Linked DNA regions of Mus musculus: region 1 is linked to region 2. A link is a loop called in an ENCODE intact Hi-C map of the cell type or tissue named here. Cell type or tissue: heart. All regions are shown on one strand.

What was found. A loop is a pair of places that touch in the nucleus more often than their neighbours do. Peaks named below come from ENCODE experiments on the same cell type or tissue, not always from the same donor. Only the 100,000 strongest peaks of a DNase experiment are listed, where the experiment ranks them.
Region 1: a loop joins it to region 2, with 5 times the contacts of the local background. A loop is called at or near these places in 7 of 42 quality-filtered maps.

The regions. Positions count from the first base shown.
Region 1 is chr3:52,950,817-52,958,816 of GRCm38, forward strand. It overlaps Gm30351 (a long non-coding RNA gene), which reads left to right. Exons shown (of 5, transcript XR_375652.4): 4 at 1,992-2,081; 5 at 3,116-3,683. Gm30402 (a long non-coding RNA gene) reads right to left here and starts at 7,076. Exons shown (of 3, transcript XR_867282.1): 1 at 6,832-7,076; 2 at 5,523-6,723; 3 at 5,360-5,389. In heart, no CTCF peak of the experiment used is centred here; DNase peaks (open chromatin) are centred at 3,235, 4,025 and 5,015; H3K27ac peaks cover 4,099 bases.
Region 2 is chr3:52,253,171-52,261,170 of GRCm38, forward strand. It overlaps Gm30125 (a long non-coding RNA gene), which reads left to right. Exons shown (of 2, transcript XR_375648.1): 2 at 3,118-3,326. Among named protein-coding and RNA genes, the nearest start is that of Foxo1, 11 kb to the right of the region's middle. In heart, CTCF peaks have their summits at 913 (motif pointing right) and 4,677 (motif pointing right); DNase peaks (open chromatin) are centred at 4,841 and 5,571; H3K4me3 peaks cover 797 bases; H3K27ac peaks cover 512 bases.

The DNA.
Region 1 (8,000 bases), 700 kb after region 2:
GAGTTTTCATGTCTTAAGAAAAGATCTCAGTTCTCTTGAAACCATGACAAACCAGCCTGGCTATATTACATAACAGCTCCATTTACTCTTAGCATATAAGCATTGACTTAGCAATAATATAAACTATATGAGCCAGAGAGTCCCATTCGTAAGTTAACTATTTGGGTAAGAAGAAATGCCAGTACAAAGTCAATTAGTCAACAAAGTAAATTTTTTTTAAAAAAAGAGGCATGAAATACTTTATATCCATATACCCAAGAAATACTTTGGATATATGAAAATAACTTGGCTAATTGGCTATGGGGAAAAATTCAAGACTTCTTTCAAGTTGGTTAGCCATAATGACCAAGTTATTTAAGTGATGGGTAGATGAGTAGTGATGCTCAAAATATGTAGGAAAATGGTAGAATCTTGCAAGTCTAGTACAATACAGAAACTACAGCTAGTCCGATCCAATGTCAGCTGTCATGTGTGCTTCAACTGTTCTCAGATAGACTCACTGATGAACAAGCCGCTGGGCTCTTTCTCCCCTCCCCTCCTCCCCTCCCCTCCCCTCCCCTCTTTTCCCCTCCCCTCCTCTCTCTTCCCCTCCCCTCCTCTCCCCTCCTTTCTTCTCTCTTCCCTTCCCTTCTCTTCCTTTGCCTTTCCTCCCCTCCTCACTTTCTCTTTTTTAAACCATTCTCCTCAAAATAGACTCTTCCATATCTTTTGTTTATAACTTCAACCTTTCTCTATGATTGAAAACTACATCAACCAACCAACCAACATCTCCATTTTTAGTTACAAAGATTTTAAGAGAAGAAAAGATTTTTAAAATTACAACTTTTCACATGCTTATTCTCTAATCCTTTCACAGAGATTGTGTAGAATTTTTCTAGCATTGCATTGTGGAAAACACGTCAGAGCAAGATAACAGGGAAGGAACAGCTGTGCAGGCCCTCTCTGTGGCAAAAGCAAGGGAAACATGAATATTTTTACAGAGCAGCTGATTAAAAAAGGAAGTGAAAATCAAGTTTCCAGGAGAGACTGGATATGGACCTAAAAGAATTAACAAAACAGTATTTTCCAGTGTCTGTGCCTTGGAGGGATAAGACTCTAAATTCTCTTGTCCAAACTTGCAAGAACAAATACTCTTGGTAGCGTCAGGTAATGCACACTTAAGACCAAATGAGAATAGCTGGGGATGTGACTCAGTGATAGAGCATTTGCTTGGTGTACATACGCACACACACACATACACACAGACACACACACACACAGAGACACACACACATATACAAATAAGCCACTCTGTAGAAATAATCTATTAATGAGATTAGGCAGCTGAACAATGAGTTTGGTGATGAAGAATTATAAAGATTCAACAACTCATCACATGTACAAACAACCCTGAATAATTAAAAAAAACCACTATTGTGAAACAGGGCATTGGTCCATTCCCACACAACTCTCATGCAAATTTCTGTTTCCTTCACTCTCACACACAAAATCAATCCCCTTAAAGATGCCACCAAAGAGGTAGAGAATGGTCGCAGTGTGAATTTAAAGTTATATGCAAAGTACTTACATCTCTAACAAATGAACATTTTGACCCAACCTTGCCACTGTGACTTTTACATCTTCAAGTCAAACATTTCTTAAAATCAATAGCAAGAAGTAGAAACATAAGGATTAAGAGACGTTACAGTAGGACAGGAGGGGACAAAACAAATGTCAGTTTTAATTTGAGAGGACATTGCCATTACTTCTTTGTAAATGGTCTTTCTGCCCCTTCTGCTTATTGATAAGAAGGGGAGATAAAAATTGGCTAGGCAGCTTTAGGGTAAAAGAGCCCAAAGGAAATAGTTTTAGTTTTGTTTTGTTTTTGTTTTTTGTTTTTCTGTTAACTGAAATCCAGAAAAGCTCTTGGGCCCATGTTGGTAGCTTTATGCTTACTGGAGGCCAGAGATGCCAGGAGGAAGGTCTGGCTTTTCTTTGTCTTTCTTCCTTAGATGGGTACCTCGCTCCTGGAAACCATACTGAAGACCTGGCCACCTAGTGTGGAAACTGGACAGTTCATGATGGCTCCATTTCTTCATCAGGTAAAGCCTTGTTAAGTCCAGGACAGTGGCACTTGAGTGGCACCCACTCCCGGAGACCCCTCTTATGCACCAGAGCTCTGACTTTTTGCTTTGAAGATCCTTACAATAAGGTGCATCTTTCTAAAACTCGCCCACTGTGCTCTGAGAATTTCATTCTTCAAATCCAGGAGACAAGTGCCCAGAAGCCACTCACTCAGGGTGGTGTTGGCGTTGGCTCGGTCATATTGCTGGGAGCTTACTTCTCCCACACCCAAGTTAACCTCACCTAGAGCCAAGAAAGACTGTGTGGTTCTCAGAAATACCTCAGTGTTCTATCAGTTCTGTTCGTACAATGCATCTGCGTGGTGATATTTCACAGGCCCCGCTGACTACCTTCACTTCTTCAAGGCATTCTGATTTTTGCCCCTCAAAACTGCATCACTACAAATGGCTGGCTTTTGCTACTCATTCTCTGGTATCCCTGAGTATTTGATAGTGAACATTACCGGTTTATAATGTCACATTTTAAAATCAGTGGCCCCAAGCGTGGACACGTTATTTGTCCTCTGCATGAGAGTATCTTTGCTGACTGAAGAAACTACCTTTGTAAGGACGGAGAGAATAAGGACGTAAGAGAAAAGAATGACAAAGAAAAATGGCTCAGTAAATGGGACTTTAAGACATCTTTTTAGATCACATGTCCTTTAATTATTTACAGCCAAATCTTCAGAAAGCAACACATTAAAACATCAGTGACAATAACAGCCGACATGTAATGCTGCCAGACACCGTTCAGTGCCAGGTGTACGTCCATTCTCTTAACCTTCACAGCATCCTTGCATTCCCTACCCCTGTGTCTGTCTGTCTGTCTGTCTGTTTCTCTCTGTCTCTCAGTCTGTGTGTCTATCTCTGTCTCTCCCTCTATGTGTGTGTCTGTCTGTCTCTGTCTCTCTCTCTGTCTCTCTGTCTCTGTCTGTCTGCCTGTCTGTCTGTCTCTCTCTCTGTTGACTATCTGCAGAGTTAATCTGAATTTCCTTTTGGCTTATACTTCACAGAATTCCTATCAAATGGAGACTTGTGGATAAGGCAGATGACAAAGCCATCTGGCCACACTCTATATAAAGCCAAGCTTCTGACCAGAGGTTTCCAAGACATCGTCATCACCACCTCCCATCTCTGGAATGGCTCCAGAAGCACAGGTCCTACACAGGTCACAAGAGGATGATGATGATGATGATGATGATGACATCAGCAGAGGCAGTGGCAGCCACAGGGTGGTCCAAACAGGAGCAAACATCAAATATAATTTTCCTGATGGTGGGATTTTCTGCTTTGAAGGGTTCACAATCCTGAGTATTCACAGTGAGAGCTGAAATAAAGTTTTACCCAGGACCATCTGAAGGGACCAGGTAAAGATAGAAGGAGCAGTAGGATTTTCAATCTGTATGGTCTTTAGAAGAGCCACTGCGGTGGGAGAAAACGCTGGGCGTGGCACTTTGAGAAGAGTCCACATAAATGCACCTTCTCTCCAGTTCCCTCCCCAACACAAGGAATTCCACGGGAAGCTTACCTACGGACTGCCAATCCCATCTTTAAATGAATATATGCCCATGGATGAATAACCTTAAGTAAATATATTTTAAAATCTAAAGGGGGGAACTAAGTCAGGCATTTGCTATAAATCTTACTATGTGTCTTAATACCTCTGTGTCCTAAAGCAAAATTGCTGGGAGGTTTCTCTTCTGTAAAATGGGCTAACCCTTATAAGCTTGTTGTGAGAATGACTGCACGCGTAGATGCACACCACTTGATAGAGAATCCAGTTAAACACTAAAGCATTTGGTTAAATGATCTGCTAGCGTCAGTTCCTCCCACATCTGCCAATCCAATTAACCGCATCCTCTTGGCAGAGAGAGGGAGAGTACTGTGCTGAGATCAACCTGACCACCTTGCCTGGAAGGAGGCCCGTGTGCAGTAATCACCCACACACTTTTGCTCGCTCCGCTCCCTTCACCTTTGACCCAGTCTACTCACTCCGGTTCACAGAGTGGTGAGCCAATATCACAAAGAAAAGGGACATTTCCTACCTTTGAAAAGAATGGGCAGAGACCCAGCAGACTTGTGGTGCCTGCCATTTCCCATCTGTAAATTTCTCAAAATACTTTCCAGTAAACGATCTGTTGGGGTTCGCGCATCATGATGAATAACGTTAAATGTCGCAGTCATTGTGTGCCTTCTAAATACAATGGTTTCTTCAGAACATGCAGTTGGTAAATTATGAATGGGAGATGGTTTCCACCAGTCTTCTGTTTGCCACAGAGGCATTATAGAAATGTATCAACTCGTAAAAGCGTCTGCTTGATTCCAACAACAAGTGGACAGCATAGTCATGAGTGTCAAGTTCAGTGTCACCTCCAGAATGTGGAGTCCTTAAGTCAGCGGGCAGAGAGGGCAGAGAGTGGATCTTCCTGAGAGCACTTTCAGAAACCACTCTCACTTTCACTGTTTGAAATGTCACTATCACAAAGTTGAAGGCTACAGGTTCATCGTGAACGGGTCATCCGATCCACCATCCTAGTGGGGTGGGGTCATCTAACCCCTGGACCAACTCCTTACTCCCTGCCCACTCAGAAAAAATGCTGCGGGGCGGGGAGGTTCGGAGGGGGGGGCACTATTGTGAAGAGCCACATGCCTTTCCCCAGTCCTCCCTGTTCATCTTCCATTCGATGCCAGACTTATTTAAACAGGCCCAGCTGGGGCTGTGGCAGCCCTCTTTATCTGCCTTCACATTCTTTCCTCTGCCTATTCATGCTGCTAAGTAGGGCTGGACCGGCTTCCTGAAATCTCGTGGGATGTGGGGGCTTTTCTCCCTGCAGCAGAGCCTCTGAACCTAGTTGTTTTGGGTAACTAATTTCCTCCCTTCTTCTCCCTGGAATACACAGAGCTTCCTTTGCCCAGCGTGATAGCCACCACCCCCCAACCCCCCTTCGCACCACAGAGAAGTTGGGACTGAGGTTGGAACCTCCCAGTGCTCTTGAATTTCCTGCTGTCACGAAGCAGGATTTCCTGACTGGAGATGTATATGGTTGAGGCACAACGTGGCTCTATCCTGACCTCAGCATCCTCCTCCTCCTCACTGTACAATATATCATATTTATGTCCCACGGTGATGAGCTCTGCCCTTCAGTCTTCACTTTGAAATATCATTTCCTTCATTCCTCTAGGCTGAACAAACCACAGAGTCCTTCGTCCTCTACCTACCCTTAACCCTGGTTTTGATTCTAGAAGTGTTTCTTTTCGTGTGCTTTGATCTGTAATTGGAAGGATTTCTGTAAGTTAAAAAAAAAAAAAGTTTAAATAACTAAGGAAGAAAATATTGCATGAAGCTTAGTCCTGCTAAAATTTCCTCTTCTATTAAAAAACAGCAAATAACTAAAAAAATAAAAAGATTGGTAGAAATACCTAAAAGTGTATGCGCTCTTTTGTTCTGTTCTCTTTTGTAAGTGCCGCTGCATATCCTGACAACGCCCAGATGTTTCCTAGACACAGTCTTTCCAGCCTTGCTGTTGGGGCCGAGCCTCAGAAGGGCCCGTCAGTCAGTTACCTTCATTGCTGCAGCGTGGCACCCACGCTCTCATCAAGGAGCACGGCTCAGAGATGCCCATACCAGAGTCACAGGCTGAAGCGGTTGCACTTGGTCAAGAGCAATGCCGCTAGCTTGAGGCTGGGCTTCCCTCCAAGCTCAGCTGGGTCGGAGCAGTGCACCAAGTTCACTCCTCCACCGGGCAACGCTCACTCCGGAGTTCCTGCAAGTGAATGGGCCAGAGTTCTACGTGTTGAAGACAACTCTTGTTCTTAAGCACATCTATAGACACCAGAGCGCCCTCAAGGGGAACCTAAACACTGGGGGCTCCCGAGCCACCTGCCTCAGCAGATGCCCGTGGTGGTGGGGCCAATTTTGAGACCCCAGTTCTGTCCTCTTAAAGAACTTATTTGGGTAGCCCTCCAATCGTCCCTTGTATCTCTTGGTCTTCACTAAGAACCTTATCTTCATCCAAACAGGTTTTCTTAACTTTGATCCTAAGGGAATAAGGGTTTGGAAATCTCCCCGAGGGTATCCAGGCATTGGCTTCCAAGAGACTAACACCTTCCACTAATTCCAACTCACTAAATGGCCTCCTTGTTCTAGATGAGGAATTCCCTGTGCGCACCCTGCTGAATCCGATGCTCACGGCATCCGGTGCAGAATGAATTTCTGTATAAGCCAATAGGATGGATCTGCTGCTCCTTGGTCATCTTGCCTTTCCAGGTAGCATGAGGCTACTCTAACTCACAGTTGGATTTTCCCCAACGATTCCATCCTTTATTGATAAAATTGCCAGCTGTCGCTCATAGCTCTTCTCTTTATCTGTGGTCTCTGTTACAAATACCCGAGATAAACCAACTTGCAGGAAGGAGGAGGGGCTTATTCCGGGTGGTGTTTCCAGAGGCTTCCATGAATGGTTCTGTAGTGTTCTTGCTCTGGGCATTTGGTCACATCCCATAACACACCATGGTGGAAGCATACAACAGAAGAAGCAGCCAGGGTCCCTAGACTCTCTTCAGAGGCACTTGGCTCCTTCTACTAGGTATGATTTAAAGGCCTATGGTCTCCAAGCACCACCTGTGGTAATTAACAGCACATGGTAAACAGGGAGATACTCAATGGCACCTCCTTAGCATCTGCCTCCCTTGAAAGTTCCTCTCCAAGCCAGTCCATCTCTAAACGTACCCAGAGTCCTGACGGCTCCAACACTGAAAAGTCCGAGTGCAAAGTCTCCTCAGGGGGACAAAGAAAATCCTTAGCTCTTAGCCCCTGAAAAAAAAAAATCAGTAGAGCAGGTTATAAACTTTCCCTACAAGGCAGATCAAATGTCTCCATTCCAGAGGTCCCCAATAGAGGTATAAACACCACCACAGAAGAAATACTGAAGAATATTGTTTCAAGTCTGTCACACGGGCTACAGGAAGGCAAGTTGTGAGCTCCAAAGGGCTTTGGAAGCACAGCCTTTGTGGGCTTGCTCTGCATGCGCATACCCCTTGGGTTGGCATCCTTCCATGATCCTGGTGTCTCCAAGTGCCTGAGGTCTGCCGTGAAGCCTTGGCTTCACTCTCACAGGCTAGCTATGCATCTCCCTGTGAGAGCTGCGTGCAGACGTTGCCCCGTGGCACACTGGCAGGGCAAGCCTCTGTGAGCCCCATACCTGTGCTTCTAAAGTTAGCATCACATGGACTTTAATGAAGGCCTGCCAGTGGTTAGAGTTGCACCAGAGCCCCTGGACCATGTCTAGATGAAGTTCTACATTCTTCAACTGCTAACCAGAGGGAAGTGAGTCGTAAGGACAAGGCGCCCTGAGACCGTCAAACTAAAATATTTTAAATGAGTTTAATTTTTTTAGACCTCTGAGAGCCGGTCATGGGTATGTTCTTGAGGAATTTTGAGTTGCCCACAAGTCCTCTTTTGTATTGTTCTAAACTTACTGCTATTAATTTTTATTGTGACACTAGCCTGGAATGTCACATGACTTTCTTTTGGGGGGTAAACTGCACCATTTTCAGATCTTCCCTTTGGCTGTTTCCTCTTCACTTTTCCTACCTATTTGACTAAAAGCAATGTGCATGTGTAGCCTGAATTTCCTACTGTCTTGATTTTTTTCTTTCTACCATGACATTCAGCCTTACGCAGCACAGACAGAATGCAGTCAAGTTCTTTGCCAGTGTGTAGGAAGGAGGGACTCTAGTGCAGTCTCCAAGAGGCCCTCCTCCGACTGTTCGGAATGAGCATAGCCTCTATGTTCACACTTCTCTCAGCATTTTCCATTTATTTTAGAAAAGCCAGCCTAAAACACTCTTATTGCAATGATAAAACTCGAAACTTATATGTGGTACAGGGATCGGGAA
Region 2 (8,000 bases):
CGGAGCCTAGACAAAATGCTAACAATAACCTCTGTTGCCATCTACACATCTGAGGATCTTCCAAGTTCAAACAAAGGACAAGCCATACATGATTGTCTACACATTTTGAAATTCATAAGAAATCTGGGTTGAAATAGAGTCCAGAGAGGTTGGGGCTTGGGTGAGAAGCACTTAGTAGGTCCACTTGTGGTGTGGACAGAGGAGATGGCCATGAGTCATCAGGTGTGAACAGACTGGGAATAGAGGCCCTGATCATTCATTGGCTCATTGGCTGGTCCGACTAACCCCACAAGTCTGTGGACATTTGCTCCTTCAAAAGATGACTATTTGGAGTTTAGGCCGATAGCTTGCTACATAACGTAAAGACTTGAATTGGGATTCCCCAGTTCCCTTTGTAATCTCAAAACCATAGGTTTCCTAGCACCAGATAAATCTCAGGCCACGCAGGCCAATCTGTGAGGTCCAGGTTCAATGAAGAGACTCACTCAGAAACAAACAAACAAACAAACAAAAAAAAAAAAAACAAAAAACAAAAACAAAAAAAGGCAGTAAGAGATAGAAGAAGACAACCTGTGCTTGACACGGAGCTCTGGCTTCCACACGTACACACACACACACACACACACACACACACACACACACACACAGGCAATGCAACCCACACACAGATGCACAGACACCGTACACACACATAAAGACACGCCTGCTAGTCCTAGATTCAGTCCTTACCTACCGCTGCTGCAGCTCACGTGGTAAAACACTTGCCTACTTAACATGCAGAAGGCTCTAAGTCACCATCCCGGGTACCACAAACAAACCAACAACAAAAAAAGTAAAACAAGACAAAACAACTTTGTATTTACAGGTCAAAGGTACAAGAAATCTCAAATAAGCCTTGGAAACCACTAGATGGCAGCCAAGCCCATCTGACCCGCCTGGTCTGTCAGGGGTGTCTTAATTACTACCGTCCTGGTGGGAGGTGGGGGGGGTCTGACTCACCAGGTGTGGCAGCCCAGCCCTTGGTTGGGTGAGGCCCTCAGAATCACCTCTCAGCAGAGAACTTTTTTTTATCATTTAAATGAACTTCAGACTTAAGATAAAAGACCAGTAAACCGGCCTGCTAAACCTGGTGCTAATCCTAGTAGCAAGCCATTATCTGTGAGGATCCCTACTGCACGTACCTATTATCATGGTAGTTACTCTCCAAGAGAACTTCCTGGAGGATGGCGGGAGAATTTGATCGTGAATTTAAGTAAGCGTCTTAGTTGCATTTGCTGAACTGTCAAGTGTCTGTTGGGTGTGTGAGCGGTCAGTAGAAGGTCTAAGAATTAAGAGGTAGCCTGGATTGGTAGCTTTAAGTAAAGTTGCCATGGGGTTTGGATTCCAGCTCTGATTGTTAACATGGCCTTGTTGATAGGTTATTTCTCCACCGGTTAAATGAGCCAAAATCAAGCCAGATTCAAATATATTAAAGGTACTTTTACTGGGAAGCTGCCCTTGGGTGAGTTCACTGGCCCCAAGGACAGAAGCAAGGGAAGTCGCCATGGAGGGAGGGGGGAACCAGTGCAGAGAGAGAAGAAGGAAGGAGAGACCAAAATGTTAGGATTATATAGGTAAGAGGCTCTGGGGCAAGGACAGCCCAGCTCCTGAGCTGAAAAATTCAGGGTTGGAAGCAGGGTATGCCAGGTATGGACTGAGAGCTGCTGGGAAAACCTGGATGTCAGGTCTGCTTTCATATGTAAAATGAAGGGACCTCAGCCCCTTGCCCCTGTCCAAAGCCAAACATATGTGAGAAATCATACAGTCTATGCATTAATAGTATTCTCTCTCTCTCTCTCTCTCTCTCTCTCTCTCTCTCTCTCTCTCTCTCTCTCTCTTCCTCTCTCAAAATTTTAATTTCTTAGGCCTGGAGCTCACCAGTTGGCCAGCCTGTCTAGTGGGCAAATCCCTGGGACATTCTGTCTGTCATGTGCTGCCATGACCTGTTTTTACATGGGACTGGGGATTTGAACTCAGGTCCTCACGCATAGCAAGCACTTTACCACTGAGCTAACTCCATGTCTATCTGCCTAGCTTTCTTTTTAAATGTATCTTGCCTTGCATAGTGGCTCACATATTCAGTACTAATAATGAGCAGGCTTAGGCAGTGAGTTTGGAGACAACTTGACCTACAGAGGAGACCCTGTCCCAAAATCAAACTCAACCAAACGCCTTAGCTTTATTTTATGTGTTTTTAAATTTACTTTGTGAATCTGGGGGTTGACTGTGGCCCTGTGCATATCGACCGAGGGCTCTCTACCATTTAGTGACAGCCTCAACCTCCTTATATTTTTTTTTTCCCAGCAAAATAACAGCTGCTCTTAGGAAGCATAACAAGTTTCCTGAAGATAAAATGTGTTTGTATAGCAAAGTGTTAGAACCCTTCTGATACATTGTAAGCACTGGGTAAAAACATCGGTCTATAACATGGACCCTGATACTGAATAGCCCATGTCTTAGGACAAAGACTTTGAAACTTTGACAAATGAACAGTTTATTTGTTTAGCTGCCTCTTGAGATTAGGATCCTTTAGTTCTTAAACGGAATTCGAGAAGGCCATCCAAACCTTCTAAAGAGCAGCCGGCTCTTTGGCCAATGCTCTGCTACAATAACAACATATCACAGATTAGGTGGTTTAAACAAACAAAATTAACTTTCTCACAGCGTTTGAGCTCAGGTCTAAAATAAACCTGTCCGAGGTTTGGTTTCTTTGGGAGGTCCCGCACCTCACCTGAACTTGCAGGTGGACCCTGCATCCACTCTGGCCATTCGTCTGTGCAAACATATCTATGTTTACATCTCCTCTTGTAGAGACAAGTTGCACTTGGGACCACCCGGATGATCTCATTTTAACTTACCTCCTTCGGGGCCCCATTATTTCCATCACCGAGGTATTTGTGGCAGGTGGAGGTGGGAAGCTGGCCTTCAGTCTGAAAGGGACACCAGAATCTTCAAACAGTCAGGTTCCCCAAGCAAACAAAGCAAAAGATAAAAACAAGTCAAAACAAAAACACAAAACAACTTACATATGCTGTGTCAATCAAAGGATGGAAGGCTTTTGCTTCCTTCTTCCTGCAGAGCTGGAGATTGGCGCACATACCTTAGGGGAAGTTCTAGGAGAGCTACATCCTCAACTCCGATAGATGCCTGGGTGATGGAGAAGTCACGGGAGCAGTCCCATCCCTGCTGGATATTAGTGCGCTGTCCTGACGTCACAAGAGCCTGCACAGACCCCGTTCTACCTGACTTTAAATTAAATGCATCATGTTTTTGTTGTTGTTATACAATTTCTTTAGCTGCTTTTTCACGTGTCTTCCCCCAAATTGACGGAAACGGGAAGTGGCAGCATTAAATAGAGGGAGGTGAGCCATTTCAGGAACACAGATGTCTCTTCAGCAGGATCCAACTCAAGAAAGGCCTTGGATCTTCTGAGGGTCAAAAGGAGCTTTCTGTGCCACTTGCATGATTTCTGCATCACAACGTGTGTGTGTGTGTGTGTGTGTGTGTGTGTGTGTGTGTATGTGTGGTGTGTGTGTGTGTGTGTGTATGTGTGGTGTGCGTGTGTGTGTGTGTGTGTGTGTGTGTGTGTATGTGTGTATGTGTGGTGTGTGTGTATGTGTGGTGTGTGTGTGTATGTGTGGTGTGTGTATGTGGTGTGTGTGTGTGTGTGTGTGATTTCTTGTGTGCAGTGGCACTTCTGCACGTGGTGGTTGAGGTTGAAATTAGTTGTCCTTCTCAGCTGCTATTCATTTTGTTTCTGGGCACAGTGGTGCCCACTGTTAGTCCCAGCGCTCATGAGACAGAAGCAGGTGGAGCTCTGTAAGTTTGAGGCCAGCCTGGTCCGCCAGTGAACTCTCGGAGAGTGTGGTAGTGTGTATATGCTTGGCTCAGGGAGTCAAACTACTCAGTGTAGCATTATTAGAGTAGGTGTGTCACTGTGGACGTGAGTTTAAGACCCTCGTTCCAGCTGCCTAGAAGCCAGTCTTCCACTAGCAGCCTTCAGACGAAGACGTAGAACTCTCAGCTCTGCCTGTACCATACCTGCCTGGATGCTGCCATGCTCCCACCTTGATGATAATGGACTGAACCTCTGAACCTGTAAGCCAGCCCCAATTAAATGTTGTCATTAATAGAGTTGCCTTAGTCATGGTGTCTGTTCACAGCAGTAAAACCCTAACCAAGACAGAGAGCAAGGGCTTTCTAGAGAGACCCTGACTCCAAAAAATAAAAGTAAATATAATTTTAATGTTATTATTGCAGGGGTGGGGTGTGAGAAGAGGTCAGAGGCCAACTCTCTCCACTGAGTTCTGAGAACTGAACTTGGGTCTTCTTGGTTTAGGAACACAACTTCCAATGGGCAACTCTTTCCAGTCCTGCACATGAAGTTGGGATGCCAAGAGTGAGAGACCCTGGAATCTGGTTCTAGCTTATGATAGATACAGGTTTGCTTGAATAAATGGCCAGCCAAGTTATGTAAATGATTAACCGTGTGATGGACAAGTTTGATTCACAGTGATGTTTATTTGATTGATTGATTGATTGATTGATTGACTGGTGTTTCTGTTTTGTCTTGTCCCCCTCAAAAGGACTGATGGATCGAAATTCTGCTGAGTTTTCCGGATTCTACCAATAGGTGGCACCATCTGCACGCCATTGCTAACTTTTTTTCCCCCCTTGCTTCCCCCTGGCAAGTCAGCTCTGGGCTCCACCGTGGGGAGTCCACCCCAGCCTAAGCTTGTTTAGGGCAAAGTCCCTAGGATCTGCGCTCGCCTTGGGCCGCCCCTGTCCCGTCAGCAGAGTCGAGTCAGAGGAAACACCACACCCTCTGGGTGGGGGAGGTGGGCAGTGATTTAGAGAAAGGGAATCGCCCTTTCCTGATCTCTGTTCCGTTTTCTGCTTCAGATCTGTATAACTGGAAGATCCAGACCACCCCCCACCCCCCCTCCGCTGATAAGTGCCAATCTGTCTCTCACACCCATCGCCCTACATGGGATGTTTGCCAGCAATTCTGATTCTGTTTTCTTTGGCTCGTAGGGAACTTAGTAGGACAGAGGCAAGAAAGGGTTTTTGGCCTCAGCCACCGGTACAGTGGCTAAAAGCTACTGTCTTTTGAAGCAACTTTCTCACCCAAACACCCCGATTGGGACCCCAGCATGCACACAGGTTCTCAGACCCTGGACACTTTTCACCTGTACCTTATAAGTGGAAATCGGGGTGCCCCTCGAAAAACCATTAATTTGTGTACGACTTCTGAAGTTCCTTAAGGGCGGTTCTAAAGCGATGAGAGAGAGAGAGAGAGAGAGAGAGAGAGAGAGAGAGAGAACCCCTTAAAATTGTATACCTCTATTGACCCACTGGCTCCGGAAAATGCTGGGACATTAAATTCAACTTTGTCACTCAATCACCTCCAGACAAAACAAAAACAAACAAACAAACACTCCAAAAAGTTAGAGGGATTTACAGGAGTGCATAGCTCTCCGTGTACAATGCCAAGACACTTAAAAGGCAGAGGCGAAGCCAAGAGTATGCTGGCTGCTGTCCAGTCAGCTCACTCTGAGCTCCCCAGGGCTTGAACTGCTCAGGTCCAAGGAAGAGATCCTAAAAAAACAGAGAAATGGGGCCAGTTAGCAACCAAAAAATAATTTAAAAAAAAAATGCCAGTACAAGGAGCCACAGGCACCAATTACAGACCATAATCTCACACCTATAAGAACAGTTAACCTGAGCCACAGGTATGATACTCACTCCTTCCACGTGGTCCCAAATCACCCTTTTCCTCCTGAGCAGAGATAGTTGTCAAAAATTAGGCGCCACACCTGCCTTTACTCCTCAAAAACCTAGAATTTCTTTTGCACCTGCTACCAACCCAGCTTACCTGCCCCTCTGTCTGAAATGCATTTTCTAGCTCTCCCAGACTCCACACCGGAAACAAATCCAGGTCCAGGGATCCTGCTCCAGGACCTGCAACGACAGTTTCCTAAGGTATGGGCTGGGACAAATCCAACAGGCTTGGCAGCGTACCACCCATACAGCCATGCCCATAAGGGTTCGGCAATATCCCATAAACCAAAAGACTAGACTAAAAATTGCTCCTCATATCCAGAGGCTGTTAGAAGCTGACATCCTCACCCCATGCCAGTTGGCTTAGATTATGCCTTCCTGTATTCCAAATCTGTACACTTTGCTCTGTCCCCTCCTCACAGACATCCAGAGCTGTATAGACAGCCTGGATGCTCTCTTGAGGATGCTCTCTTCCCCATTCCCCCTGTACCAGTGAGCCAGCTCATATTTGCCTTTGAACAGTCTGATCCAGTGCCCAATGAGAATAGCCAGCTAACCTGGACATGACTTAAAATTCCCCTAGACTCTTTGGGGAGACATCATAAAACGACTTAACCGGATTCGGGCTGTCACACCCTGGCTCCTTTCCACTCCAGCGTGTAGATGATCTTCTACAGGTAGCAGCTGCCAACCACCTCCTATTTGAAGTACACAGAGGGCTTGCTGAGCTCTGCCAAATGGAGGTCTCTAGTAGGATATAGGCTATCTGGTAGGATAGTGGTTCACGCACGGGAGGAAACGCTCAATGATACCCCAAGGGAAGCAGCCATCCTCAGGACCCCTATCCCCCAAACCAAGAAGCCGGTAGGAGAATTTCTGGGGATGTGGAACATTACAAGCTGTGGATTGCTGGGTTTGCTGTAACTGCCCCAGCCCATTATTCTGTCATGGAAAGGCAGGAGACTCGCCTTTTAAAAGACAGAAGCAGAGGAACAACCTTTCCAGAAACTAAAGTAGACTCGGACCAGAGCCTCAGTTTTGGCCTTACCAAATGCCATGTCCGCCATGATTTATCAGAAGAGAAGCCTATTAGCTACAGAAACAAACACTGAGATGTTGGGAGGTGGTTTTTGTGCACTGTGTATTCAGATGCTGACCAGATTTGCCAGGATTCCCCAGAGATGGTTCCCTTGGGAGGATGGATAGAGCCGGAGCAGCCAGGACCAAGACTAAGATGTCAGGTGACGACGGGGCACATGGCCAGGTAGCAGGCAGCATAGTTGGGTTGGAATAGATGCAAGCCTTGCCCAGATACAGTGCAAGAAGACTTTTCATAAATATAAGGTCTCTGTGCCTTTATTTGGAAGTTAGAGTGGGCATAGAAAAGCCAGAATTACTTTTACACTAAAACTAAAACAAAACTGTTAGCCAGGCATGTTAATCCCAGCACTCAGGAAGCAGGTGCAGTCAGATATCTGAGTTCAAGGCTGGCCTAGTCTGCCCTGGGAGTAAGTCTCTGTTCGTGTCTGAGGATACCTTCTCAAGGAGATGAGAGCCTTTGCTTTATCTGCAGGGAGACTGCTCTGACGGTGGCTAAAACTCCTTTCTAATCGATGGGCTGCCCCATCGACTGGATCAGATAATGAACTTGTCTCCACTTCATCCAGACAAGGCCTTAAGTGTAACCTAGAAACTCCACTGAGCCCCCTAACCTCAGAGTTCCAGACAGTTCACACATAAACTAGACTACTAAGCCCATCCTCTCTAAATTAATTCTTAAACCCAGTAGAAATGGGCGTAGTCCTTCACCCATGGCCCTTCCTAGAAAGAGATACTAGTTGAGATACACCCCCTGTGAGATCGTGTTTGGAAGGCCACCCCTGGTTGCCTTGTTTAAGAGACCCTATCATGGATGAGATTAATAATCAATTCTTTTAAAATATCTCCAGCCTCTCCAAAGGGTCCAGACTGCAGTCCATATTAGGGTTCCGGAGACCATCTGTTTCCCTCCTCAGTGCCCTGCCATTTATTCTAACCCAGAACCAAGTGTTCATCAAAATGTTTCAGAAAAGCGGACTGACACATGCCTGGAGACAACATCACCCTGTCCTCCTGGGGACGCCAAGTGTGATACAGGTGAATGGAAGGTCCCGGAGTCACCCTCCCATGACAAACGTGTT